Linked DNA regions of Mus musculus: regions 1, 2, 3, 4, 5 and 6 are each linked to region 7. A link is a loop called in an ENCODE intact Hi-C map of the cell type or tissue named here. Cell type or tissue: heart. All regions are shown on one strand. Region 1 overlaps Atxn7l1 (ataxin 7-like 1). Region 2 overlaps Atxn7l1 (ataxin 7-like 1). Region 3 overlaps Atxn7l1os2 (ataxin 7-like 1, opposite strand 2). Region 4 holds the start of Atxn7l1 (ataxin 7-like 1). Region 5 overlaps Atxn7l1 (ataxin 7-like 1). Region 6 holds the start of Twistnb (twist basic helix-loop-helix transcription factor 1 neighbor). Region 7 overlaps Gm40874 (a long non-coding RNA gene).

What was found. A loop is a pair of places that touch in the nucleus more often than their neighbours do. Peaks named below come from ENCODE experiments on the same cell type or tissue, not always from the same donor. Only the 100,000 strongest peaks of a DNase experiment are listed, where the experiment ranks them.
Region 1: a loop joins it to region 7, with 4 times the contacts of the local background. A loop is called at or near these places in 24 of 42 quality-filtered maps.
Region 2: a loop joins it to region 7, with 9 times the contacts of the local background. A loop is called at or near these places in 40 of 42 quality-filtered maps.
Region 3: a loop joins it to region 7, with 6 times the contacts of the local background. A loop is called at or near these places in 12 of 42 quality-filtered maps.
Region 4: a loop joins it to region 7, with 4 times the contacts of the local background. A loop is called at or near these places in 12 of 42 quality-filtered maps.
Region 5: a loop joins it to region 7, with 3 times the contacts of the local background. A loop is called at or near these places in 12 of 42 quality-filtered maps.
Region 6: a loop joins it to region 7, with 6 times the contacts of the local background. A loop is called at or near these places in 12 of 42 quality-filtered maps.

What each region holds. Positions count from the first base shown.
Region 1 is chr12:33,332,010-33,336,009 of GRCm38, forward strand. The region is part of intron 4 of Atxn7l1 (ataxin 7-like 1); the gene reads left to right. Among named protein-coding and RNA genes, the nearest start is that of Atxn7l1os2, 61 kb to the right of the region's middle. In heart, no CTCF peak of the experiment used is centred here; a DNase peak (open chromatin) is centred at 2,082; H3K27ac peaks cover 228 bases; H3K27me3 peaks cover 357 bases.
Region 2 is chr12:33,267,979-33,271,978 of GRCm38, forward strand. The region is part of intron 3 of Atxn7l1 (ataxin 7-like 1); the gene reads left to right. Among named protein-coding and RNA genes, the nearest start is that of Gm38649, 12 kb to the left of the region's middle. In heart, a CTCF peak has its summit at 1,982 (motif pointing left); no DNase peak of the experiment used is centred here.
Region 3 is chr12:33,377,854-33,381,853 of GRCm38, forward strand. The region is part of intron 2 of Atxn7l1os2 (ataxin 7-like 1, opposite strand 2); the gene reads right to left. Among named protein-coding and RNA genes, the nearest start is that of Atxn7l1os2, 15 kb to the right of the region's middle. In heart, a CTCF peak has its summit at 2,434 (motif pointing left); a DNase peak (open chromatin) is centred at 2,298; H3K4me3 peaks cover 761 bases; H3K27me3 peaks cover 868 bases.
Region 4 is chr12:33,145,373-33,149,372 of GRCm38, forward strand. It overlaps Atxn7l1 (ataxin 7-like 1), which reads left to right and starts at 1,599. Exons shown (of 11, transcript NM_001374022.1): 1 at 1,599-2,543; 2 at 3,061-3,129. The coding sequence starts at 2,363. F730043M19Rik (RIKEN cDNA F730043M19 gene) reads right to left here and starts at 2,214. Exons shown (of 6, transcript NR_015602.3): 1 at 1,760-2,214. In heart, no CTCF peak of the experiment used is centred here; a DNase peak (open chromatin) is centred at 2,349; H3K4me3 peaks cover 2,307 bases; H3K27ac peaks cover 1,361 bases; H3K27me3 peaks cover 1,307 bases.
Region 5 is chr12:33,280,408-33,284,407 of GRCm38, forward strand. All of the region lies in intron 3 of Atxn7l1 (ataxin 7-like 1), which reads left to right. Among named protein-coding and RNA genes, the nearest start is that of Gm38649, 24 kb to the left of the region's middle. In heart, no CTCF peak of the experiment used is centred here; no DNase peak of the experiment used is centred here.
Region 6 is chr12:33,427,624-33,431,623 of GRCm38, forward strand. It overlaps Twistnb (twist basic helix-loop-helix transcription factor 1 neighbor), which reads left to right and starts at 2,001. Exons shown (of 4, transcript NM_172253.2): 1 at 2,001-2,285. The coding sequence starts at 2,032. In heart, a CTCF peak has its summit at 1,873 (motif pointing left); a DNase peak (open chromatin) is centred at 1,968; H3K4me3 peaks cover 1,697 bases; H3K27ac peaks cover 898 bases.
Region 7 is chr12:33,025,461-33,029,460 of GRCm38, forward strand. The region is part of intron 2 of Gm40874 (a long non-coding RNA gene); the gene reads left to right. Among named protein-coding and RNA genes, the nearest start is that of Gm40874, 31 kb to the left of the region's middle. In heart, CTCF peaks have their summits at 1,829 (motif pointing right) and 3,072; a DNase peak (open chromatin) is centred at 1,841; H3K27ac peaks cover 530 bases; H3K27me3 peaks cover 591 bases.

The DNA of each region.
Region 1 (4,000 bases), 310 kb after region 7:
GAGGGAAAGACATGGGCAGGAGGAGCCAGGTCTGGTAGTACAGGCCTGTAAGCTCAGCTACTTGGAAGTCCGTGTCAGGAGGATTAAAAGTTCAGGGTCTGCCAGGGCTCCAGAGTGAGTTCAAAGCCAGACTGGACAATTTAGCAAGACTCTGTCCCTGCGATAGGTTAGGGGAGGAACTCAGCAATAAAGTGTTCGTCCAACATTGCAGGAGGCTTTGGTCACCAGCATTACAAGAAAGAAAGAGGAAGAGGAAAGGGGGGAGAAAGAGGAAGACAGAGTCCCCAAGCCATTAAATCTGTCTTCTTTGAACTGCCTTAATCCTTCCCCTGCAGCTCTCTGAGCACTCTCCTCTAGTTTACCTGCCTGTTGGAGATCACCCCTGAGGAAGGCAGAAGCGACAGAGCCCCTGGCTGATGTTCCTGTAGGCCACAATGACACAGGGAGATGGGCAAATGATTTAGTCCCTGAGCAGAAGATAACTGGGAATGTGCCCACAGTCCCAGCACATGAACCCATGATCCCAGCGCTCAGAATGCTGAGGCGGAGTGGGGATGACCCCATCTCAAGAAAGAGAGAGGAAACAATGGTTGTTTGGTCTTTTGAGCCACATTGACCATTTTGTCCTTTATTATGAACCTCCGCTCTGCCAGGGACCAGGCTCTGGCAGAGTGACTGCCAGCCAGGATAACTTTGTCACCTGCTGTCCCTTCCCACCACAGCCAGCCCTGGTGAATAGATAGTTGATGTTGGCTGATGTGGGCAAGAGGCAGGGGAGAGATGGGAAGAGGTTTTCCTCCCATGGATGGCTTGTTGCCTTCTCCTTGGGCCTTATCAACCTGCACGTGTGTGTTGAATGCTAAATGTGCTCCACTATTAAAAATGCAGGAGATGAGCCTGCTGTTCCAGAAGGAAAATGAGCCAAAGCAGAAGAAAAAGCAGCAGGCTCCTGGCCTCCCTGTGCACACCCTACCGCACGGTGGGGGAGGGGCTCCCTCTTTCCAGACGGCCCCTCCCAAAATGCTTGGAAATGGGAGGTGAGTCTTCTGGGAGAGAGGGGACATGTGGGAGTTCATGTGCCCTGGATGTCTTCCCGGTGTTTTATGGAGAGGACCCAGCCAGATGCCTGTGGGAGAGACCTGGGGCTTAGCTCTTCTAGCCTGGTGCTGGCATGAATCAGGGGTTGGTTCCCAGAAGCCATAGGGAGTCATATTGGGGTGTCCATGCAGGCTGTGAAATCTTTGCCTTCCCAGTACATGCTCTCCCTACACACACACACACACACACACACACACACACACACACACACACTCATATACACTCGTGTACACACTCAAACATGCACACACACTTGCATACACACTCACACACATGCACATGCATACACAGACACACACACATGCACTCATATACACTTACATACACACACCAACATGCACACACACATGCATGCACATGCATTCATATACACTTACATACACATGCCAACATGCACACACACTTGCATACACATGCACATGCATACACACAGACACACACACACACTCATATACACTTGCATACACACACAAACATGTACACACACTTTCATACACATCATACACACAGACACAGACACACAGTCACAGACACACACACACACACACACACACACACACACACACACACACGCTCACTGTGCTGCACAGAACTCGTCAGTGGCTTTCGATTGTTTGCCTACAGAGACAGAAGCATATGAATGAAAAGGAATGAATGGGAATGTTTGTTCTAAATGTGTTTGTTCTTCTCTGAAGTAAATGGGAGCAGCTGGTCACAGAGTCCCTGGCCATTTCCTTGCTGTGTTTAGGGTTCTCCTTAAAGGGAGAGCCTGGGCATGGGATGCCAGGGCCATTTCGGGTGTCTCCTCTCAACACTCCCTGACAGGGACATGGAAGACGTTCTTTAAGGAATCCCCATTTCTCTCCTGGGTCCGAATTGGCACTAGGGCTCGAGGAGACTTTCATGCTCTGGCCCTGGTACCCAGGTAACAGGCTCTCTGAAAGGACATCTTACAGCTCCAGCAGTGGGAGCCAGTGACCTCTGGTGGCCAGAAAGGGAAGTGTTCCCACTTGCTGCTCCTGAGACTAGCCAGCTCTAAGCCATTGCCAGGGACTAACTCACTCTTCCGGACTCCACTTAACCCCAAGTCCCTAGCCCCGCCTTCAGTGGCCTTCATGCTGTCTCTGAAATGATGTGAATCTTGATGACCAGCCGTCTCGTTCTTAGTTACGGGGGCAATGCACTGAGCATTTGATAAGGTCTGAAGCTGTCCTTGAGACCTTGAGACCGCAGCCCACAGCTGTTCCCAAGGGCAGCGTGTGCAGCATCTGATGCCCTACTGCATTCAGACCACTCTTTAGCTTGCTGATTCTCCCACAGTCCTAGGGTACTAGGGCTCTCCAGGAATACTTAGCACCCCTTGGTCTCCTGGTGGGGCTGGGGAGCCCTTTCTAAGCTCCACACCCTTAGAAGTCCAGAATAAGAGAAAACTGTGGAGAACAGGGCCTCCTTCATCCCACTGAACAGCCTAGAGGTGTACAGATAGCCTCCCCCAGAAGACAAGGTGCCCTGGACCCTCAGAGTCCCCATGCTGCCGAAGTGCAGGAATTGTCTGATGTTAGTAGGCTGGGCTTCCTGCTTACTCCTCTGGCAGAAAGCCCCATCCACATCTAAGCTGTAGTGACTCACCCAACCTTGGCAGTGCCTAAGGACTGAGATGCAGGATGCGGAGCCCTGGACAGGGGGTCTCTGAGTATGGAATGGCTTGTTCCCTTCTTCCATTTTTGTCTCTCCACTGTAGTCCCAGGATTGGTCTTCTCTGGGTGAGTTTGGAAGCCACCTGCTCCCACCTGTCTGTTGCCTCCCACTCTGTCCACTGCAACCGATAAGGACAGAAGGGACAAAGGGTTTCTGACAGTGAACCACGGCTTACACCTCAGGAGGGCCCATGAGAGAGTGAATGGCGTGGTTCTCTCTCTTCTGTTTCACTTCAACCTTGAGGCTGTGCTTCGCACCTAAGAGACCCTCTGGGCCCATTACCTCATCCAATTGTTCCAAATGTCATGTCTTCCTTTCACTGATAAGGAAACTTAGGCAGGCCTGTGGGGCTGAGATATGATAGTCAGGTCTGTCCCACCGAGGAAGGAGGGAAGAACTAAAACCCAGGCTTGCTCACTAGCCAAGCCCTCATCTTGTTACCCCTCACAAGGACAGAAGTCTGTAGGAGCTCGCTGAGACCCTAAGGCTAGGGAGCTGCATGCTTTATGCCCTCACCAGAAAGTATCCAGCCACAGGAAAGACAGGATTCAGGGGTGGGACACCTCCACAGTCAGTGAATTTGCCAGAACCTTTTATGTTATTTGCTTCTGATCATTTTGTGTGTCTGGAGAATGTTGTGTGTGTGTGTGTGTGTTCACGTGAGTGCGTGTACTTGTGGAAGCCAAAGTCAGGGGTTATCAGGTAGCATCCACATGCTTCGTTTTTGTCTTGAGACAAGGTCTCTTATTGGCCTGAGACTCACCAAGCAGGCTATGCTGATTGGCTAGTGAGTCCCACTGATCCTGTTCCAAGTTGTCCTGCAGTAGGATCACAGGCATGTTCCACCACACCCACCCTTACACTGTGCCTGCTAGATGTCAAATGTAGGCCCTCAGACTTACACAGCAAGCACTTTATCAACTGGGCTCTCTCCCCAGCCCCTGCCTCTGACCCCTTTCTACAATTCATCAAAGTCAGCTTATCCAAGCTCCCGTGTTCACCCACACACCACACCCCTAACTTGTCTCAGGGAGGAAATCTCATATGTGCCCTCCTTTATGACTTTGCAATGGAGTTAAGAGGCTAAGCTTTGCAGCCCATGGTGAAGATTACTAGTGACGATGTTGTCCCCTTCTTGGCCAACGGTGGGCCTTTGACGCGCTTTCCCACACGTTCTGTGTACCGCCAACCACTCTGCTGCCAG
Region 2 (4,000 bases), 240 kb after region 7:
GGAGTCCAAGCAAGGGTGAAGACCTGGTAGCCACTTGACTCAAATGTTAGTTGGAGATTGCTCATGGTCTCCTCTCTCTGCAGAGGATTGCCTTAACAAGCACTGGACTGCCTGTCCTGATTGCTGTCCAACTGTGGCATCTTTGAATGATGGCAGATTTTTCTCACCATGACAACAGCTGCCTCAGCTCCGAGAAGCGGTCTGAGTTTGGTTTTGTTTGTGTGGATTTGGGTGTCATGTTTTACATCTTCTGGCACAGAATCTCTTCCATGTGTTTGGGACTTCACAGTAGAGAGAGCACATTTGTGCTTGGATGTCTCCACCTCCTTGGACATTCCCAGTATCCCTGTGGGGTGAGGCTGGAATGAGATCTTAAACCCCGGCTTACCAGAAAAGAAACAAATACTCAGAATTCAGTGTTTTTTCTTTCAGAGTCAGAAAGTTAGTCATTGGCATATATGCAACTAAATTTTTAAATTCCCCGAACTTGAGAGGATTATCAATCAGGACAGAGAGACAAAGTAATGTTCCAAATACAATCTTAAACATGCAGTACTGAGCATTTAACGGGACTCAAAAGCATTAGTGAGGGGCAGTGGGTGTATGGGTGGATGGATGGAGCGCCTATAGGCGAGAAAGTGGCCTTGATTGCTTTTGTACCCTCGTGTCCACCGATAAATATTCGTTTAATGAACAATCCACTTCATAGACTTAAACTTTAACACCAAGTCACACAAGGATTTTGTAGAAAGGTAACTAAAAGAGACAAGGTCTCGGGGCCTGGAGAGATGGCTCAGAAGTTAAGATCACTGACTGCTCTTCCAGAGGTCAGGAGTTCAATTCCCAGCAACCACGTAGTAGCTCACAACCTTCTGTATTGGGATACGATGCCCTCTTCTAGTGTGTCTGAAGACAGCTATAATGTACCCTTCCTATACATAAAAATAAATAAGTAATTTAAAAAAAGAGAGAGAGAGAAGGTCTCACTGTGCCACACAGCCTGGCTCCAGTCTTCCTGCTCTAGTCTCCTAAGTAGCTGAGATGTGCACCAGCTCTGAACATGTACAGTGTGACGATTTATCAATACCTAACAGCACACAATTAGTCTTCATTTGATTTAAAAAAAAAAATCACCCAGCTAGGGAAATGCATCAGTAGGTAAAGTATTTGTCACACAAGTGTGAAGACTTGAGTTTAGTTCCCTGGAACCTGGGTACAGCTGGCTAGCTCCCATCTGTTCTCCTAGCATTCTGACGGCAGCCAAGCTAGCCTACAAGTCAGAGCGATGAACAACAAAGATGTTACATCTGAAAACAAGGGGGGAGGTAAGGACTGATTCCCATGCGAGTCCTTTGATCTCAAGATGCTTGCCAATGGCGCACACACACACACACACACACACACACACACTCCACACACACTCCAGAGGTTTTTAAACTCCACTCGTTTCTATGGTCCTTCCACTGGTATTGCATGCCCGCTCTTGCCTGCCATGCTCTAGATTCTATTCCAAGTACTGGTGAGGCCACAAAGAGCAAAAGGGAAGTGCTTACTTTCATGGAAATCACCCTCTATTTAAGGACCTCAGACAGTAAGCAACTATATTATTACTGGGGGAGGGGAGCACGGTGGGAGTGAAAAATGAAGATGGGTAGTGATGAGGTGGGGGGTTGCTATTTTAGCCACTAAGGTCTCTATGATACAGAGAGGAACTCAGACGCTGTGGACTGAGTCACACCCACAACAGCATTCCAAGCAGAAGCAGCGGCAGGTGAAGAGGCACCTAGGCAGGAGGAGCATGCTTAGTAGGAGTGAGGAGCAACCAAAAATTCATTGAGGCAGACAGCTAAAGGGGATTCAAAGATTCTGAGCAGGGGCCATGGAAATGGCCCAGTGCTTAAGAGCAGCCAACTTGGGTCTACGTGGCAGCAGCTCACAACCATTGTAATGTCAATTCCAAGGGATTGGCGCCCTCTTCTGACTTCTGTCAGTATTGCATACACAGTATGCCTATACATACAGACAAGCACTCATACACGTAAAACCAAAATAGTTTTTAATTCCAAACAATAAAATGAAGGACTCTCCCCACAACTACTACCACCACCATTAAAATCAGCTACAACAAGTTTAGCGGTTATATACAAGTCTGACAGTGACCCTGTCCCCACCCAACATAGGCGCTATTTTGTTCAATGTTGGTTCACACATTTGAGGGCAGCTGTGAACTGCTCAAAAGTCACTGCCAAAGTAAAAACAGAAGATGTGTCTATAAGCTGTCTGAAATCTGTACTTAGATTTTGCCTGCCTGTCTTCCTTCTTTCCTTCCTTCCTTCCTTCCTTCCTTCCTTCCTTCCTTTTTTTCTTTTTAGTTTTCAGAAGAAATAAAAAAATAATGTTTTAAGGGTATTCTTTTAAAGACAGATGTTACTCTTGGCAGGCCGATTCTAGAAGAAAACTGTTTCCTGTGTGTGCATCTTATGCTACATCAGTGAAGGACATGTACTACCATGGTCGAAACAGTGTTGCTCCCTTAATATTAACGAGAAAGGTAGTTTGCTCAGCATACCTCAGTGGTACCCAACGTCCCTTCCTGTCCTGGTTCTCCTCTGCCGTGGCTCCCCCACGCCATGCCTGTTCCTCCATTTCCTTACTATTTGTCACCTTGACATTTTGGAGAGTATTAGCCCAGTATGTCACAGGATACTCTCTGTTAAAGTTGTGCCTATGTTTTCTTCATGATTAAGCTAGGGTTAAGCTTCTTGGCGTAAGGACCACAGATGTAAAATGTCCTCACACCTTATCAACGACAGCTGATGCTCAGAAGGGCTCCTGTTAACACGGCTTCTCTCCACCCGGCTGAAGAAGTTTCTGAGGTGCCCTTTGTCAGTTTCTCCAAAGAGTGACTCTCTCCTGTCCCCACCCTTTCCATCCTTCATTCTCTGGAGGGAACCACAGAGCACAAGCCACTAATAAGTGGGATTGACAGTCCCTGTCCTGTGTGTAGAATGCCCAATGTGGTCTTTTGGGACTTCTCTACAATGAGAAGTTACATTTTCTCCTCCAACTGTCTCTTTGCTCAGACATTTACTTATGTCAATGAGGACTTACAATTCTTTAATTTAGGGCCAGCAAAATGGCTAAAGGCCGTTGCTGCCAAGCTTGATGATCCACAGAAACCACAAAGTTGCAGGGGAGCTCCAACTGCGCAGCCATCCCCTGGCCTCTGACACACAGTCAATTGTGAATTGATTGACACACAATCGATAAATGTAGTTTTAAGAAATTAATCTTTAATTTAGACCAAGGGGTATCCCACCAGAGAATGAAGGGTGGAAAGGGTGGGGACAGGGGAGAGTCACTTTGTTGCTTAGGCAGTCCAGTTGGGGCTGTATTCCTATGATTGGGAGCCTTGATCATTTTTTTTTTTTTGTCGTTAGAATTGTATAATTTTTTTCTGCTTTTTCCAGCATTGCAGGATGCTTCAGGTTCATCTTGTATATGTCCTGTCCCTGTCTAAGAATCAGTTATTTCTCCAAAGAGTCCAAGTTCCTTTCACTGAAGAGTAATCCAAGGAGCCAAGATCTAGGGATGAGACATACTCTCTGTCTCTGAGTCTCCCACTTGGCTGACAGAGCAGAGAAATAAGTCTGTGTATCTTAACCTATGTATCTACATTTATAGATAAACATAAACATTACATACCTATAAATGTGTCTGAATGTCTCCACCTGTGTCTGTATTAGTTCAATAGGGATTCATTTCAGTGTCTCTGACTCAAACCCATCCCGGTAAGGACATTATTTTATTTTATTTTATTTTATTAGACTTTGCCATTGCCTATCCATAAATTTCTACTGAAATAGTAAGAAACCTGGCCGCCACCCCGTGCTATCTGTTTTCTTAATTGTTCAGTTCTAATATGCACGGGCTGCAGTATCGGAACCGTAACTCCTGGGAGCCGGCTTCATCAACTCTGTGCAGTGCTTACGAGCCGGCC
Region 3 (4,000 bases), 350 kb after region 7:
GAGGCTTGATGAAGATTCTGTGTCTATTGAATGTGTGCACATGAGCAAAATTCTGAAGAAGGGCACAGTTCTGACAGAGCTCATGCTCAGATTAACCCAAAAGCACCTCCCACCCCCAGTGAGTTGCCTCACTGAAAAATAATAGATTGTCCATAGGTCCAAAGAAGAGGCTCACCAACCAAAAGATGTCACCAACCAAACCAACCAAACAAAAGTGGACTGGGCATATATACAGTGAAAAGTAATACAAATAAACTCTTTCTAAAGCTCTGTTTTGTATGTGTGTATTTGCTTATATGAAGCTTGTTGAGTAAGGTCAAAGCATCAAGAGAGCACGGAGAGGGTCGGAAGATGGTTCAGTCTGTAAAGTGATTGCCTCACAAGTATAAAGACCTGCATCTGATCTCCAGCCCCTGCATAAACAGCCATGCTCAGCTGAGCATGACTGGAATCCCAATGTTGGGGAGACAGAGTCGAGGGACATCTCTGGGGCTTGCCTGCCAGCTATCCTAGCCAATCAGCGAGCTCCTGGTTGCTGGTTGAGCAAGACAATCTGTCTCGAAAAATAACGTGGAGAAGCAACTGGGAAAGACATCCAATGTCAGCTACTAGCCTCAACACACACACACACACACACACACACACACACACAGAGAGAGAGAGAGAGAGAGAGAGAGACAGAGACAGAGACAGAGACAGAGACAGAGAGACAGAGAGCATCAAATCCTCACAAGAGGCTATCGGCCTCTAAATTGAAGATCTGGAAGATCAGTGTATGCTTAGGATTACTCAAATTACTTGAAAGACTGTAAGGAGAGACAAGTAGACACTGGGAACTGAGTAGAAGCTGCAACCTGGCAAGTCCTTGAAGATGAAACACAGAGAATGTAAATCTAAGAGAAATGGGATACCTTCCTGCCAGAATCTGGCATGGTTTTGTCAATGTTGTTTTGTTTTTTGAGGCAGGACATCACTAAATAGCCCTGACAGTTTTAGAACTCACTCTGTAAACCAGACTGGCCTCAAACTCACAGAGATCCACCTGCCTCTGCCTTCCGAGTGCTGAGATTAAAGGTGTACGCACCACCCTTGAATTGAGATGTTTTAATGGAATCACGTACTGCTGCACAGTCAAAGAGAAATGCCGGTTGCAAGCGCAGCAGGGTTCTGTAAGGTGTAGGTCATGTGACCCTTCTGGGGCTACCATAGTCTGGATGGCTAAAGGGTATCTACTCTTGGGTTTTTTTTCCCCCAGATTTTATTTTGTTTCTGCGCACATGGCTACTTTGTTCACAGTGCTAGGGAGTAAACTGTCTTTTTACAGTTACTAGTTATTCAAGAGGGGCATGCCACAGTAAAGATTTGGAGGTCGGAGGGCAGCTTGCAGTAGTTGGTTCTCACCTCCTGCCACCTGCATCCTGGGAAATGAACTCAGGTCACAAAAAGGTGGCTGCAGACACCTTTTCCCACTGAGCCATCTCACTGACCCTAAACCCAGCGCTGTGTTAATGCCACACACGTGCTCTGCCACCAAGCTATACACTCAACTCTGTTATCCTGCAGTTCTGAAGATCAGAACTCTCTAGTGGACATAAAGGATCCAAAGAGAATCCTCTTCCGCTATGACTGGTGGCTGCTGGCAGTGCTTGGCTTAGAGACACACCACAGAATGTCTCTATCTTCACACGCCCCTCTCACACTGTCTCTTTTTTAACTATAAAGGGGACAGCTCTGGCCTCGGATGCTATAGAGCAGTCATGAGAACCAAGCAAGGAATCTTATACAAACACAAATATCCTAGGTTAGAAGGCACCAAGGGAGTTTGGGATTGGAAATGGGAGAGTATTTGTTTTGTTTTCCAGCGAAGGAGGAGCACGTAGGATCTTAAGCTCACCCACAGTCAATGGGTGACAGTGAGGTTGAAGAAGCAAGAGAAAAATGGCTCCGGTGTGGCAGCCCTGTCCTCCCACCGTGGCCACTGCGGAGCAGCTGGAGAGGGGTTGGTGCCGGGTGGACAGGCAAGGCTTAGATAAAAGTCTGTGGTGGAATGGTTCTTAGAAAAAAGCACAATGGCCATGTGAACGCGATCGCCATAAAGGTCGAGCATTTTGAAAACAGTATGGTGTTTTGTTTTCTGGCGCTCTGGAAGAGAAGTTTGGCCATAGCTAATGACAGAAAAACGGAGACCGACTTCAACACTAGAGAGCGCTGTGGCTCATCAGTACTGGCCTAGGAAGGAAAGCTTAGTAGCGAGAAAATTCAGAGCTGGCAAGGCAGTGGTGTAATGTGTCCTGAGCAGTGTCACTTGGGAAAGTAGAATCAAAACATCCAGGGGCTGGGGAGATGACTCAGCAGGTAAGAGCGCTGACGGCTCTTCAGAGGACAGGAGTTCAGTTTCCAACATCCACAGGGCAGCTTAACAACTGTAATTACAGACCCGGGGATAGGATGCCCTCTACTGGCCTCCCTGGGCACTGCATGCACGCGTACAGACATGTGCGGGTTAAAACACCCACACACGTGATCAAACAAAGCTCCATTGTCTCCTGGACAGGAATCAGCAACAACAAAAAAGAGTCAACTCAGTTTAATGAGCAAACAACAAATATTAATGGGGCAGCCTCTCCTGGGTTTTGTTTTTTATTACTGTGTTCAATTATCTTTATCACAAATATTTTACACACAAGCATCTCAAAGTGTTGGTTAAATTGGTAGCATCTCTTTGGTTAGTAATTAAATGTTTTTGTTGAGACATAAAGAATGAGGGCGCAAGATGGAGAACCATGTAAAGCAAGAGTGGCTACTGGCCTTTGCCAGAAAAGGGATAATTCCTTGGCAGTGACAGGGAAGAAAGCTTGGGATGGAGAGAGGGAGGGAATTCCTGTCTGATGCTGTCCGCATTTTCAGGTAGGCAAGTGGGATGTGTGTGGGAGCCGGAGAGAAGTGTGAGAAAAGAGAAGAATGACATTGTTGCTGAAGAAACTGGATTGACAGCAGTGTTTGGGAGCACATTTGCAAAAGACCCTGATGTGAGAAGATAGCCTTGTGTAGGGGTTGAGTAACCAGGTGCACAATAAGCCACCCAGAGCCAAAGCTCTCTCAGGCAAACTAAGACAAAATCTCTCATCATTTTGCCACAGGCCCAGCCCACCAGATCTCTGAGAGGGGCCACTCGTGACTGTACTAGCATTGTGACTTCTCCCTTGTGCACTGCCACAACCAGATGTGCACTGCCACAACCAGGTGTGCACTGTCACAACCAGATGTGCACTGCCACAACCAGATGTGCACTGCCACAACCAGGTGTGCACTGCCACAACCAGATGTGCACTGCCACAACCAGGTGTGCACTGTCACAACCAGATGCGCACTGCCACAACCAGGTGTGCACTGCCACAACCAGATGTGCACTGTCACAACCAGGTGTGTACTGCCACAACCAGATGTGCACTGCCACAACCAGGTGTGCACTATCACAACCAGATGTGCACTGCCACAACCAGGTGTGCACTATTATAACCAGATTTGTGCAGCACTGGGGATTGACTCCAGGACTTTGCGCATGCTAGGCAAACACTCTAGAAGCACACACCTCCCATTTGTTTGTTTTTGTTTGTTTATTTACAGGTCAGACGATAACTTGGGGGAGTTAGTTTTTTCCTAACATGTGAATTCTGGGGATCAAATTCAGGCCATCAGACTTGGTGGTGAGTATGGCTACCTCATCTTACAAGCTCAGCTAAGGGTTGACTCAGAATGGTCCTGCTGAGCAAAAAAGGAAACTGAGGCACACAGGTTAAGGGAGGAACTATGAGCTGGCAGCTGGCTGCTGACAACCTCACATATTTCCCCTTCAGCTCAGTGTTCTCCACACTGCACTTCCTAGAGAAATCATCTCTACCTACGTGATCCTCCCTACGCGGTCCTCCCTAAGCCGCTCTCTTCCTACAGGTGTCTTAAAATTTGATCCATTACCTGGTTGGTGTACTCAGGTTTTTCT
Region 4 (4,000 bases), 120 kb after region 7:
TCCTAGGAGACAGGAGTCTGTTGACTCTGCCAGGAGCAAGGGGACTGGAAAGCAGAGGACACATTCCCATGGAGGTTGCCCTGCCCTGCCAGAATGCAAATGTCCTGGGTTCCTTCAGTTCTACTTATCAAAAAGAGTCTGTTCATCATGCCCGGCTCATTCATGGCTGGGCTCTAGTGCTATCCATTAACAAAGAGCTGAAATCCCTCCAACTGGTATTCCTAGGTGGCGAGGAGGATTTCTGATGTTAGTCCTGTTTCTAATCTATCACCAGAAGTGAGGTAGGAAAAATAAACAACATGGTCCAACCAGCAAGGTGGGTGGTACACTTGCCTTCCAGGTGCTGAGAAATCTTAGAGAAAAACGAATGGTGTAGGTAGCAAAGTCCTCACAAATTGAGATGCTCAGAGAAATTTAGCAAGAGTGGCAGATGGGATAGATGGATTCATTTAAGTCGAAGTCTATTAAGCAATTTTGGGGACATGTTTGAATGGAACATGTTGGTTTTTTCCTAGCTGCCTCCAGCTAGCTCCCAATGATGGTCCTAGTAGGACACAAGACGTTACACAGCTAAGCCACACCATCGACCCACATATGCTTACATTCACCCAAGGTTCTGCATGGTCCCCTTTTCTAGGCAAGACCAGACCTCAGCTTACTATAAGATCTTCCCAATTTCTAATATGCAGAGCAGATTCCGTTTTCTTGGTGACACATTTTTTCTGAACACTCTTAGCTCATTTCAACTTCCGCCAAGGAACTGGCCCTGCCGTGAAAGTCCATACCCTTGCCACACTGGTCTGGGGTCACTGTACACATGCCTAGCTTCCCTGAAGAGCTAAGCATGATCGTTCTCCAGCTGCAGCTCTGTGAAGACCAGGATGGATCTCCCTCTCTCTCTGACCCTGGGCAACCGGTCCATGAGAAACAATGTTATTTAAAAAGATGCATGGGTGAAGTAATGTCAGGTACAGCGCCTGGCTCATCTAAGATGTCAAGGTCTGAGAAATATTTCCCAAACCACAAGTATTTAAAGTAAGGTAATTCCTTACCCACTGGCACCTTAGTTAGGTAGCAATTCATCCAAACCTGAGAATTATCCATGTCCCATAGAGGCAGGCCCACTCGCGCACACACATCACAGCTGAAAACAAGCCTCCAGAGGTTCCTTCCCCGCCCCCATCCTAATGCAGGTTTTGAGGTTCATGGTGCTGAGTGCCAGGACATTCCAGCCCCACCAGAATACAGCCCAGAATTAAGCAACGCTTCAGTGTGGAGCAGAAGGGCTCCCGGGGACAGCAGTGGTAAGAATGGAAGGATGCTTCACAAATAGAAAAGTTATTGATTACGGGGGTAAGGGTGTCTTTACAGTTTAGGGAATTCCTAGTAAGCAAACAATTCTAAAGAGGTAACAGAAGGTTAAGGTCTCATTTACCAGCCCCTAGGGTCAGAAGAGACATCTCAAAGCGCCACGCGTCTACACACCTGGCAGTCAGGTTCTCCGGTGATGCGAAGTCCTCTGGCCAACCTGCTTGCTCTGTGCAAGTGCTGGGTCTGAGGGAGGGGCTTAGCATCACCCAAGAGCCTTGAGCTCGCTCAGTCTCTGGTGTGCGCGGAGCAAAGTCTCCGCAGTGGCTCTACCAGCTGGGACACACAACCATCGCACAGATCCCCGGGAACGCCAGAGACAAAATGATTTTGGAATTTTGCCTGCTATGAAACCAAGGATGGGATGATCACTCCCCTTGCCCCCACTCACCGGTTTCTCGGAGTTATGTCCATTTCCCCTTTGCTTCTGACTCCTGAAGGCATCTGCGAAGAGACCGGATTCCAAGGCTCACCGAGAGAGGAGACAGGGTGAAGTGGATGGTAGCTGGGAGGTGTACTCTCTAGAGTCCCTGCTCTACCCTGAGGGATAAGGATGGAGGGGTGCAAAACAGCCGATTTCGTTCCCACTAAGCCTCCGGGATCCTTCTGGGACGTCGCATGGTGGGTGACTGGGACTCTGGGAGGAAGAGACTTGCAGCGAGCAAAACTTTCGGTCCTCCAGCGGCGACTGGACGAAAGAACCTGTGCTTCTTCCCGGGGTCGCGCCAGGGTTGCTGGCTGGACAGGGCGGCGGGGCGCAGCATCCTGGCGCGAGGCGACCCTGCCCGGCTGAACCGGCGGCGCACTCAGGCTCTGCTCTCAGCCTGCCGGACTCCGCGCTCTCCCGAGCCCCGCGCACACGGCGCCTCTCTGGCGCCCCCAGCGGCTGCACGCAGCACAGCAGGGCCGGGCAGGGCCGAGCGCGCCCCGCCTCCCGCCTCCTCCGCCGCCCTCCTCCCCCTCTCAGAACACTCAATGTCGGAACGTTCCGAAGATGACGTCGGAGCGTTCTCGAATCCCGTGTCTCTCGGCTGCTGCTGCCGAAGGAACAGGGAAAAAGCAACAAGAAGGAACAGCAATGGCGACACTGCACCGCAAAGTGCCCAGTCCGGAGGCGTTTCTGGGCAAACCCTGGTCCTCCTGGATCGACGCCGCCAAATTACACTGCTCCGACAGTAAGAACCCCACCGCCTGTACCTCCTTTTATTATCCTGTAACCTTTCCATTCACCTAGAGCCACTGGGAAAAAGTGTGTGTGTGAGAGAGAGTGGCCCCCGGCGTCCTCCATGCTTCTCTCTCTCTCTCTAAATAAATACACACAGACACAGACCATCAGAGCACAGAGAGGCCCGGCTGCCAGCAAAGCTGTCTGTCTGTCTGTGCCTGGCTCTCCGGGGCAGGCAGCCTGCGGGGTGGGCTTTCGCAGCCCCACGGTGGTGTCTGTTTAAAAGGCGACTCTGTTGCTGCTTGCATAGTTTTTTTTTTCCTTTCCTTTTTTGGGGGTACCTATCTGGGCCAGGTAGATGGAAAGCCAGACTCGGGAGAAAATGTTGCATTGTCAAATTTTGCAAGATTTTCAGATACAGTATTTAGATCGATCTGTTTGTCAATAAACACTCTCCCTCCCCCCTTGACTTTGGCATCCCCCCTTTTTTCCTCATTTTCTTTTTTCCTTTTCTTTTTCATCTGCAGATGTAGATTTAGAAGAGGCTGGAAAAGAGGGTGGCAAAAGCAGGGAGGTTATGAGGCTTAATAAAGAAGGTAAGTGGAGCTCTTGGCATGTTAGTGTTAGCTTGTGTGGCAGAGTCTTCACAGGCTTTGGAATATAATGTGAATTGTTCTGTTGGGTACAGAGTGACTAAGGCTTGTCAGAAATTGAGCACGCCCAGGTGACTACTGCTTCACTGTTAACTTCCTTCTTCGAAGTATAAATACAACTTGGGGGGGGGGTCTTTCAGTGTGGGGGAGGCTGTGGAAGGCAGAAGTTTACTGCACTCCGCTGGAGTCCACATTGGTCTCTGCCATTCTCCTTGGAGCACCATTGGCCAATGGTGGTGGTGGGGTTTGAAATCCCTGAGTGAGGAGGCATGGGGCTCCCTTCACAAGCATTCCAGCCTCCCTTGTATGTAAATTCACAAGTTTTAATGAACCCCACATGGTCGGTCATTCCGGCAGCTTCTCCACTCTCACTGAAAACCGTTGCACATGGCAAGCCTTGGCTGCAAGTAGCATTTTGTTACTTGTTGCTGGTCACGGTCACAGACTGTAGGCAGTGACCAGGGTTAGGGGTTATCAATATGTGCAGATCTTTGGCCTGCACTCTGACCCCTCCCCCCACAAATCTGTGCTTCCCAGCATGAAAATATGATACCTGAAAGGGGACACATTGAACAGACAATGACCCCAGATCTGGCATGTGAGTGAAGCCATTATGTCAGGCCTGGGCACACCATACACCTTTGGTTGTTGTAAATCAGTGATCCTTGTTTGCAAGCCTGCCATTGGTCACTCTGGCCTCTGGCTTCAAATGGAGCCACACTGGAGGACCTACTTTGTGCTTAAAGAAAGGATGGGTTCGTTTGAATTGTGATGCACTATCTGGAGTCTTGTATGGAGAACTGGCCGAAATTGG
Region 5 (4,000 bases), 250 kb after region 7:
TAAAATATAAACAGATTCTGGGTGGTGGTACATGCTATTAGTCCCAGCACTTGGCAGGCAGAGGCAGGCAGATATCTATGAGTTTGGGGCCAGCATGGTCTACAAAGTGAGCTCCAGGACAGCCAAGGCTACACAAAGAAACTCTATCTCAAAAATTAAAAATAAAAACCAAATGAATAAATAATAAACAGAAACGTATGTATGAGATTGTGTCTAGAAGCCGGCTCTGGTGGCCCTGTCTGTAATCTCAGTACTCGAAAGGCTGAGGCAGCAGGTGCACTAGAGTTTAAAGCCAGACTGCAATAAAAATTAGACTGTTTTGTTTTTAAGTGTGCTATAGATTTATCCCTCGTAGCAAAGCTTGCAAACAATCTCCGTGCTCACTTATACCAAGAAATGTCTAAAATAATATTTTAAAAACATAAACATAACACAAAAATGTCCATGATGTAATGTGATAGAGGTAGAAGGTGATTACTCCATACAATCACACTTATTTTTATGTTAGTTATGTGTATGCACATTTGTTTTTTTGACGGCATGTGTTGCGACACACCAAATGTGTAGTACCTGACAAGGCCAGAAGGGGGCACCAGATTCCCCTGGAACTGGAGTTGCACAGGGTCTTGAGCTGCTGTGTGCATACTGGGAATTGAACCCTGGTTTTCTGCAAGAACACCCAGTGCTGAGCCATTGCTCCAGCCCTGAATCACATTTTTAAGATTATGTGCATATTTTAAAAAACTTGTTGAGACTTGGCCTCATGTAGCCAAGAGCAAACATCTGATCCCTTTTGCCTGAGATTCCAAGTTTGTAACCACACAATTTATATGGTGTTGGGTTAAAGAGGAACCATGGTGGATACTCTTGGTAGGTGTCCCATGCTTAACTAATTTTTTTGTATAGCCTAGGACCACTTACCCAAGAATGGTGCAGTCTAGAGTGACCTAGCTCCAATTACATATGTTAATAATCAAGATATCTACACATATATATTAATCTGATGTAGGCATTGTTCTCCTTTTTCTCCTTCCCTCTCTTCCTCTCTTTCTTCCCTCTTCATTGCCCCCACCACCACCACCACCACCACACACACACACACACACACACACACTCTGATAAGGTCTCACTATATACCTCTGGCTAGTCTGGAACTCGCTATCTAGACTGGCTGACCTCTAATTCAGAGATCCACCTGCCTTTGCCTCCCTAGTTCTGGGATTAAAGGCCTATGCCACCATGTCTGGCTTAATCTTCCCTTCTCAGATGACCAGGCTGTGCCAAGTTGACAGTTAAGGCTAACCAAGACTGATCAACCCAGGACTCTGTGCACGTTAGGCGAGCACTAACAAGTAAAATAGAGTTCCAGGACCAGCAATGTATATAGACAGACAGACAGACACAGAGATACATAGGCAGGCAGACTCACACATACACACACACACACACACACACACACACACACACACAGAGAGAGAGAGAGAGAGAGAGAGAGAGAGAGAGATACACAGAGACAGAGAGAAAGAGAGAGAGACATACACACATAGACAGACACACACACACAGATACACAGAGACAGAAAGAGAGAGACAGACAGACAGACAGACACATACACACATAGACACATACACAGACACAGAGATACATAGACTCACACACATAGATACACAGAGAGAGACAGACACATACACACATAGACAGACACACACACACAGAGACACACACACACAATAGTGTGGGGACTGGGTGAGTTTTGTTTTCTTTCTCACCACATCTGAAATTTCTAAATCTCTGTTCTACACTTGATGTTTTTATAATTTAAGTCGGTGCCAGAGTTAAGGTATTTCAGGACCGGTCATATGCTGGTTTGATTGTTTTATTTTTCTAAGCCAGCATCTAAAAGGATCAGAAAACAGCCAGGCTCTATTGGAGACAGTCTGTCTTTTGGGGAGTCTCCAAACGCCGAAAATAATAATGAGAAAGCGACATCTGTACAGGCCTCCGTTCCGCCACCTACATCCTTTTATTGAAATTTCTCCTCACAGAGATGAAGGGTAACTACTGGCTTGCCCCAGTGGGATTTTTATTTATATAATGAAAGCTCGCATTACATTTTTTTATCTTAAAAAAAATCCTTTCACTTCTTCCCGCACCCCTTCCCCCGATGGAAAAGCAGACTTCATGGTGCCATCTGAGAATAAGGTTAGCTTCAGATGATTCAGGTGTATTCTAAGAACCTAAGAACCCAGAGTCTTACCTCTTCCTATGTCCCTTTCATTCTTTTACCCTTATTATTCAGTTTAGGGGGAGGTTATGTGTGTGTGTGTGTGTGTGTGTGTGTGTGTGTGTGTGTGCATGTGTCTGTCTGTCTGTCTATATATATCTCTCTCTGTGTCTGTGTGTGTGTGTCTATGTGTGTGTGTGTCTCTCTATGTCTGTCTGAGTTTGTGTATATCTGTGTGTGTATGTGTGTTGTGTATGTGTCTGTCTGTCTCTCTGTATCTGTGTATCTGTCTCTCTGTGTGTGTATATGTGTCTGTCTATGTGTGTGTCTCTCTGTGCGTATCTGTCTCTGGGTATGTATGTGTACTTGTTTCTCTCTGTGTATGTATGTCTGTGTGTCTGTCTCTATGTGTGTGTATGTATGTGTGTGTGTATGTCTGTGTGTATCTGTCTTTCTGTGTGTTTGTGTGTGCCTTTATGTCTATCTATGTGTCTGTGTCTCTCTGTGTCTATCTGTGTGCATTTGTCTGTGTGTGTGTGTCTATCTATGTGTATGTCTACGTCTCTGTGTGTGTGTGTGTGTATGTGTGCACGCTGAAAAGTGAATCCAGGCCATTGGTCACATTAGACTTGTGTTTTCCCTTCCCCTGCCTGTGTCTGGTCAGGATGGTCCCACCACTGCAAGCAGTAGCCCAGCTTCAATGGGGCTGGAGGTGGAAGATGCACTTGGCTCAAGAAGGACTAATATGTCACAAGTGTGATCTGTGTTCATAGCCAATTTGTTGCCACTATTCTTCCTTCTCCACCTCCTGGGTGTGCAATGAGGGAACGTTTTTAAAAGCATATCAAGAACCACAGTTTTACCAACTGCTGTTGGGTAACGGATGAAGACCAAGCTGTTCCTTACACGTAAATCTCTTTGGTTCATGAGTGTGTCCCACTTACCCCCTGCCCCCAACACACACCCAGTTTGTTGGTAGAGCTCTTGATTGTCTGGGGGGGGGCGTGGACTCTTGAGTGGGTCTGCAGAACATCTTCAGGTGTTGCTTATATAGCTTATCATTCCACTCAGCCAAGCACAGAACCTCCTCCCTCTATTTGAAAGCTCATTTCTTGGTTTGGCAGACAAAGGAATTCAGGATCATACTATGGTAAGGCATGACAGGAAAGGAAATGGAATTCCAAAAAGTGGGGATGCTCTGAGAATGGCCGAGGCTACTTCTTCCAGAGTGTTTCCTGGGTGCCACATACACGTCACAGGGTTGGCTCCTGTGGGCTCTGGAAGGTAGATACTGTACTCCCATTCCCAGGTGAGGAAGATGAGGTTCCAAGAGGTCAAGTCGCTCATGAGCTTCACTGCAGAGTTGCAGGGCTTACACTGGAGTGAATGGCACTGCCCCATGCCCAGGGGTTACAATGGTGTGACCACTGCTGTAACCAGGATTTTTAGGACATGCCTGTTCTAGTTTACCACACTGCTGTGCCTCCCAAGACATTGTTCTACATAGTAAAATATATATCTAGGTCACATTTGCACTGTTCTTATTGGCTGTTCCTGGGCTAGGCTGTAGCTCAGTGTTAGAGCACCTGGTGACCAAAGGCAAGGCCCTGGGTTCCATTGCCCAACTTCACAGGGAGAGAGAAATGAAGTATATATAAAGCAGACTTGGCAGCTCACACCTGTAGTCCCAGCACTTGGGAGTACAATTGGAGGTCAGGCTGGGTGACAGAAAATTTTAGACCAGCCTGAGATACAGAGTAAATCCTTATCTCAAAG
Region 6 (4,000 bases), 400 kb after region 7:
ACAGCAATTTGTAGGGAGTTTCTAGGGGCACTGAGAGTTTTAAATGTCTCTTTCCCCAGCTGTGAGAAGCCCTCTTTCTTTATAGATCACAATGTGAATAAAAATAAATGATAGTAAATGAATACTGACTGACAGTCCCTGTATATGTTGGTGGACTTTCCCTTTCCCCATTTGATAGCTAGGGTCAGATCAATCATTTCTGCTCTCTGGGTTGAGGTACTTGGCTGGGGTCCAAAATTTTTTCTGTTAAAGTAACTACTGCAGCTCCTGTGTACCTGGTTTCATCAGACAAGAAGGCAGCAGGATCGATAGCAGTGGGTTTCTCAAACTGAACTCGGGGATGGGCCAGGTCACACAGTCATTATGTGGGCCAGGTCACACAGTCATTAGACAGCCAGCATTCTGGTGTTCCTCATTGGAAGGTCTCAACTGTGTGCTCTGAGTATAAAATATTGACCCAAAGCTAACTTAAAAAAATTAAACTAGAGGGAGCCACCACAACTCTTAGACAGGTGGGCCATCCTGTGGCTACAGGGTCCAGTCATCACAGGGTATTTTCATGGCTCCAAAGTTTGGGTTAAAACCCTCTTGTCTGGAAATTCTAGGGTTGGTGTGGAAGTCAGAGCTGTTTTTAAGGCCTCAAATGCCTTTTGTTTAGTATTAGTCCAGATTAGGGGCTTAGTATCTGCTTTGTGCTAGTCTATAGACAGGCCTTGCTATTTCCATAAACTCTGATATTCAGAGCCAGCAATATACAGCTGTCTTAGTCTTTGGCATTGGAATCTGAAGGATGGTAACAATGCTATTCTGCGGTGGGCTCCTCTTGCTTCCCTTCATCAGGTAGCCAAGGTAGGTAGTTTTTTATGAAGCTGGGCTTTTTAAACCAACATTTTGCAGCCCAAGATGTGCACAGTTCCTGCACCCAAGGCTTAGAGATCATAGTTGAAGAAGGTGGAGGGTTGTAAGAGCTAGAGGAACAGTTTGGGTTGTTAGGACATCACGGTCCAAATGAAGGTTTCTTTTTTATCCCTTGGGCAATACAAACCCTTGTGCTGATATGGTTGATGTCTGGGTATACAAAAGAAGGTCAAAGCTGGTAGCTGGGCTTAGCCATTTGAAAAACATGTCACAACACTCTCACTGTGATATAGCAGAAGGCAGAGGGACCCTAGATTGGAGAGGTATGGTGTTAGCAGTTCAGATGTTGCCTTTGCAATTTGTGGCCTGCTGCGGTGTATGATTGGGTTCAGCAGTGAAAATCTCCACGAATGTTTCTGATTCCTTATTGAACAGCTCAGGCGCATAACAATGTATCAGGCCTCATTGCAGCTGGAACCGGGCACTCCTATCAATAGCCATGCTGAATCCAATAAAGACAATACTCAGTTGGGAGTAGTGGCTCGTGCTTTTTATCCCAGCTCTCTTGTGGCAGAGGCAGGCAAATATCTAAATGTTAGAACCAAACCAGCTTGGTCTACATAGCGAGTTTCAAGTCACCCAAGGCTACATGGAGAGATACTGTCTAAAAACAAAACAAAAACAGAAAACCAAAAGAATTAAAACAAAACAAAACAAAACAAAACAAAAGCTCAAACCATTAATTCACTAGGCCTTGACCCAGTATTGAAAGAAACTGGGAGCTTAAAAAACAAAACAAAACAAAACAAGCTATTTTGGGCCTCTGCCTTTTTATACTTAGGTGCCCAGATCAATAAATTCAATAAATTCAAGCTTCGCTCCATAACTGAGCATACTTTGAAGTGATGAACATCTGCCTATAGATATCAGAGAACCGCCTCTGGATATCACACATGCTCTATAGGTACACGGCCTCAGAGGTTTATCTGGACTCGGGAAAGAGCAGCAGCCCTCTGCTGGTCAAACCTCTATAATGCAGCTTTAGAAGATTAAAAATCCCCAGGCCGCGGTCGGTCGCCTTTTGATGATGTCAGCCATCATCAACACTCAGAGGTGAGGCGGGAGGAATGCTTGCGTCATCCGTGCGCGCCCCGAAGCACCCAGCCAAGCCTCATGGCTGCGGGATCTGTGGAGTCTCAGCGGTCCCAGGCGGCCTCCGAGAGGCCCGTGGCGGGTCAGGCCGGGGTCCTGCCTTGCCTGGAGTTGCCGAGCTACGCGGCGGCGTGCGCGCTGGTGGGCAGCCGCTATTCGTGCTTGGTGGCTGCCCCGCACCGCAGGCACATCGCCCTGTCGCCCCGCTACCTGAGCAGGAAGCGCACGGGCATCCGCGAGCAGCTGGACGCCGAGCTCCTGCGCTACTCCGAGAGGTAAGATGTCGCCGCGTCCTCCCGGGAGCCCCGTCTCTGCTGGCCAACGGGCCCTCAGCTCCGTAACCCCACGGCGCCGCGGAAGTAAAGTCGCACGAGCTTCGTGAACCTTAGCCCCGGCGTCTACCGTCGCCTTCGGCGCCGCTGGCCTGGATGCAGTGGCCCGGTTCCTGGGGATGAAACTGGCTGGTGTGGTGTGAGTGGCGGCTGCTGCAGTGCTAAAAGCACTCCCCGTGTGGAGACTAGAGGTGCCCGGTGTCTAGAAACCCACCAGGCTGAGCTTTGGGTATTAAACGTTTCGTTTAATCACTTCCGGGTGTGTTCTCACCTAATAATGAAAATTTGCTGTCAGTATTATTCTCCTAATGTGGAAGCCGGTTCATTGCAAAACATAGGCAGGTTTGTTTGTAATTTCATTGTTCCCCGTCCCCCCGGGGGGCGCTAATTGGGGATGAACGACGAGCCTAATTTTTTGTAGGAATAGAAAGTTCACACACACACACACACACACACACACACACACACACACACCAGTGCATTTATATTAAGCACTAGTAAGAATACCTTGAAAAAGAAAATCTCAGAATTTCAATGGGAAATGATATGCCATAACACTTCACAACTAATTTGGCGGGAATGGGGGCAAGGTTCAGAGATACCTGAGATGACATCGATGTCTTTAGTAATTCAATGACACTTCAGAAATTGCAGGGATTGTTTTGGGGCAAATTATCCAAAGCAGTTACCACTCTCGAGGACTTTGGCAGTCAGCCCCATTAACCATCCAAGGTGGTCACTAAGCATGGAAACATAGTTATGTTAAGTAGTCTAACCAGCTTTTCATTCATTGGGGAAAAGTTATTTAAAGATGCATAATAGGAGCCACACTACAGACGAGAATCGGATCATTTCTGTAACAGAATTGGATAATGCAGCCATGTAGAATAGAATACACTGTTTAATTGAGCTGGACACCTCTCCTTGTTACTGTGCTAAAGGTATGCTAAAAGAAGCCTATTTTTTCCAATGCAAATTAGGTTTCAGTATTACTTGAGTATTAGTTAAGAGTAATAAAAAGTCAATAAAACATTGAAAATATTGGGAATTGTATTGTCATATTAATTGTCCTGTATTATTTGTACCATTTATCCTGTATAGTTTATGTTTTTAGGCTTGTGGGCAATACTGAAGGAAGCATCAGTAGGTCTGTCTTCTTTTTGTTTAAATAATAATAATAATAAAAAATAGAATTGAGACTGCAGTGTTAATGCTAAGTCTTCTCGGAAGCATTTCCTACTAGACAGACAGTGTGTTGCCTTTCTTTCTCCGTGGCAGGACTTTATTTTACAAAAAGTATCCCATTACAACTTTGGACTGTTTTCTTAGAGAAAGTAAGTAGTTTTCTGAAATCACATTGTATCTTATAAGTTGAACTTTTTTTGTTTTTTGTTTTTTTTTTATAAGTTGAACTTTTAAGAGGTCATTTGTGTGTGTGTGGAAAGAAAACAAAACAAAGCATATTCTTTTCCATTTGGCCCCCTTGGGTTATTTAAAAATGTCAAATGTATTCTATCTTACTGGTCCCCAAAGACTTAATGCTACATATTCTACATATCCTAGGTGAAGTTACCATGTGGACCTCATGTGGTTTATGTATTGAGATACATGTATATATATTTTAAATAAAGAGAAAAAGATACTTAGTGTTAGGATAT
Region 7 (4,000 bases):
TTAACGGCTCACAGACTCTCCACATGGCTCAGGGTCACAAAGCAACTTGTGCTCTGAGTCAATGAAGCACTCAGCTTCCCACGTGTCTGGCCCCAGGCCTTTGTTACGTGCTGCTTTGAGCATCTCTGTCCCTCTGCCTACCCCCATCACCAAGACAATCCCATCTTGAAGTAGTCCCTGGCTTCCTGCTCGTCCAGACTCATGATGCCTCACTGATGGGCACAGCCTAGATCATATGCCTGAGGCCTAGCCCAGAAGACTATAACAGAGCTCTGGTACCTGCCTTAGTGAGGTACCCTCTAGAACACGGCTGTTTGTCAGTTTCCTGTTACTATAAGAAAACACCTGAAGCAGTTACCTTATACAGATAAAATGCTTCCTTTGGCTTATAGTCCTAGGAGGTTCAGTCCAAGACTGGGAAGATCTATTTCTTTGGGCTTCTGGTGGGGGTGCAAGATGGCAAGGGCAGAGAGCACATAGCAGAGAAAAGTTTTTACCCCCAGTGGTGGGAGGAGTGTGGAGGATGGAAAGAAGCTGTCCAAAACTCCCCTCAAGGACAATCCCCAACAACCTAAACGCCTCCCACCAGATCCCACTTCCTAGTGGTTCCACTGCCCTCCCCCCTCCCCCACTGTACCTCCTTGGAGCAGGGACATGCCCTTACCAGGATCTTTGGGTGAGCCATTTCCAAAGCAGTGTCATATTCCCCAGGTTTGGGAAAGCTATTAAAATGCTGAGCTGCCAGCCATAAGACCATGCCCACTATACTATCCCTAAACGGTCAGGCTGCTTATCTCTTCCTGGCTCTGGAGAGACTGAGAGATTGAGCCAAGGCTCTTTGTTTCCACATGGGCCCTCCCAATTAGCCATGAACCTATGTCTGTTGTAACAAAGGGAGGCTAGTTAACACTATTGGCCAATAAAACTTGAATTAAAACATGGCTTGAAGATATTTCTTCTCAGTGAGTCTGGGTGACTGGAAGCTCACGGTGTCCTCATAAAGAAGGTATCCAGCGGGTCTCCAGTGAGGGGTCATCAGAGCATGGCTGTGCTTCTAATCGCCTTGGAACCCCTACAAATAGCTGATCAGCTTGTCTTGGCCATGTACACATGCAGCTCTGAGCTGATACCAACAAAACATCTCCCAGCCATGAGTGAGAACCTAGCAAGGGTCTCCTGGTTTGAAAAGTTTTGCAGGAGTCTAGGATGCTCCAGCTGGTCACCTTGGCTTTCTGCTTATATCTGTGAACTGCTTTATTAAGATGCCAAAGTCCCTCATTGACTTTTTTTTGTAGTAACGGCAATATTCCAGACACTGAGCTAACACTGAACATGTTCTGCCCCTGTGAAGCCCTCAGATTAGCCAGAGCATACATGAAGTGAGGGAGAAGAGGTAGGGGACAGACTCGTTTATGTGCTATTACTTTGAAAGATGTGCAGCTTTCCCCTTTAAGCAGAGGACTCCGAACTAAGACAGGAGCATGGTCATTCTAACTTCTGAACACATAATCCGACGATAAAGCATCTCCTGGTGGAAAACATGAGTGTCACCACCAACACGTAGATAGTTATATTTAATAAATGAGAAGAATCAGGCCAGAGGAAATGATGATCACTTCAGAACATCTCAGGCGTGCCAGGCACACACAGCTCCTGGGAAGCGCCGGAGAGGACGGTATGGAAGCCAATCCCCCACCTCCGGAGTGTGATATGTCTCACTACACTGTGAACGTGTGCAGAATCTTGGCCCTGGCAGGACATCTTTCTCCCTCCCTCCAGCATCACTATTTCTGAGGAGGAGGCAGCTGCCTAAGGAGACCACTAGGTGTCGCTGTGAACCTGTGAGATCCAGGCCTTCTATTAAGAAGGGCATGGCTAGGTCTGTTTTCAATCAACACGTTGTCAGTTTTTCTCCCCGAGGCCCCAGGGGTGTGCTAGGAATTTTGATTTCTTGAGAAACCCTGTGATTCAGCTGCCCTTTGTCGGTCCTGCTTGAGAGAACAGAGGTTGTCCTTGCTCCTGGAAGCTCCACTCCAGGCAGGGGGCTTCCCAGCAGGAGAGCCAGCAGCCAAAGCCCCTCCCTCGGGTCTCTCTTCTCCTTTCCCACCTTCCTTCCCCTTTCATTTCTACCTCCTATCAGTGACCTATTCCCTATCAAGTCCCCATCCCAGAGGCCTTCTTTAACCCTTAGGACGGTTAGGATATCCAGAGCAGAGCCTTCTTTTTCCTTCTGACTCAACCTCAACCCTGCCCCCTGAGATCCTTCGCCACAGTACCAGCAGCTCTCTAGCTCAGTGGTTCTCAACCTACCTAACGCTGTGATCCTGTAATGTGGTGACTCCCAGCCAGGCGAAGAACCATTGCTTGGTCCTTCTGAGCTTCAGTTCTCTGTAGGTAGTGTCTTCAGGTGCACACACTAAGCAGATCAATCGAAAGCTCCCAGGTATATCAGCATATGGCAGACATAGGTGGAAAGGGCTTTAAATTACCATGGGGACACTCATATAAACACAGTGACCTGCACAGCCAGACAGAATTTTGGACCTTCATTCGCCTGCATCTGTGGAAAGATATTGTTAAAAAGATGGACTCTAGGAATGTCCTTAGAGATTCCCACTCTGCGGCGTACTATAACCTCCTTACTGTGACAGTACTGATTAATTTGTGAAAAGACAAACTGGGGGCTGCCTTGGTCAATAGCCATAGTTTGCTTGGCAAAGGGCCATGATAACTGTCCTGGAACCTTCTTGGAAAAGGCCACTTGTGGGTAGCTGGCTGCTGTCTTCCCTTCCAGGTTTGGGCGGCATTTCCTGGTTTCCAATAACCACATTGCTGCTGCTGTTTGGGGGAGGTGGCAATGAGCCAGATCCTGACCTTGGATGCCTGAGGCTGCTCTCTGCAAGTGTTGAGACCACAGGCCCCTGAACGACCTGTGCAAAAGGAGTGAGTGACCAGCCTGGAAGGACTTCTCGAAAGCACATCTGGGTCAGACAGGTGAAGCAAAGAGGCAAAAGAGGAGCAAGCACCTCTACTGGCAGACGCAAGTAACTGCTTCCCTTCAGCCTAGGGAAGAAACGAGTCTCCTGGTTCTCCGCCTTGGGAGGCACCTGAGGAAAGAAGAGCCTGCCCTTGCTGAGCTGCACGTATGCCGTGTGGTCCTCTCATCTTGGGCGCCATTATGATGTATAAGTAAGTGTGTGGTGGAGCTAAAGAGAAGCCGAATGACTTGTGCACTCTGAAGACAAGCGGAACTGGAAACACTCGAGGATGTGCAGAATGGGCTGATACCAGAGGCCAGCGCTCCCATCTGAGGCCATGGTGATGTGCAGACCGGTGCTGCCGCTGAGCGCCACGTCTGAGTTGATGTTTGTGGCACATGTTAACACCCCAAACCATGCAGATGTCCCTGGTCTGGGCTGAGGCCTGCGGCCATCTGCTGTTGATGTCCAAGGACTGCCCAGAGAGGGCCCCGCCCCTCGCCTGCTCTGGCATTCTGGGAGAGCATGCTGCACCTCTCCTGGGCAGCGCAGTGGAACTGGCTCGGATTCCGAAGAGCCAGCTAGAAGGCGGGGAGAACAGGAGAGCTGGTCCCACCCCTTGCAGACACTTTTCCTTTTTTTACACCATCCAAAGTAAAGGCCTGGGTTGGGCCGGGCTGTGGGAGACTCAAAATATCCATTTAGGACCTGGTCATCTTCAGAACACAAATCAAAGGCCTTCACAGTTGAGCCTTGCCCATACAGGCAGAGGACACATAGCTCAGCTGGTTTCCTGGCTCTGTGGCTCCTGAACGAAGTCTCCAATCTTCACTCATCTGTTCTAAGAAGCTGAAACTCAGAACCCACTCAGGGAAACCTGTGAGGTCAGCAATGAGGTGTCGAGATGTGAGAGGCCTCACTTATTAGCCCATGGCAACCCAGAGGCTTGTCCAGACCCGCCCTCGGACTGTTATGGCTGGGGTTGTCTGCTGGTCTGAAAGGTACTCCAAACCAAGCCTGGC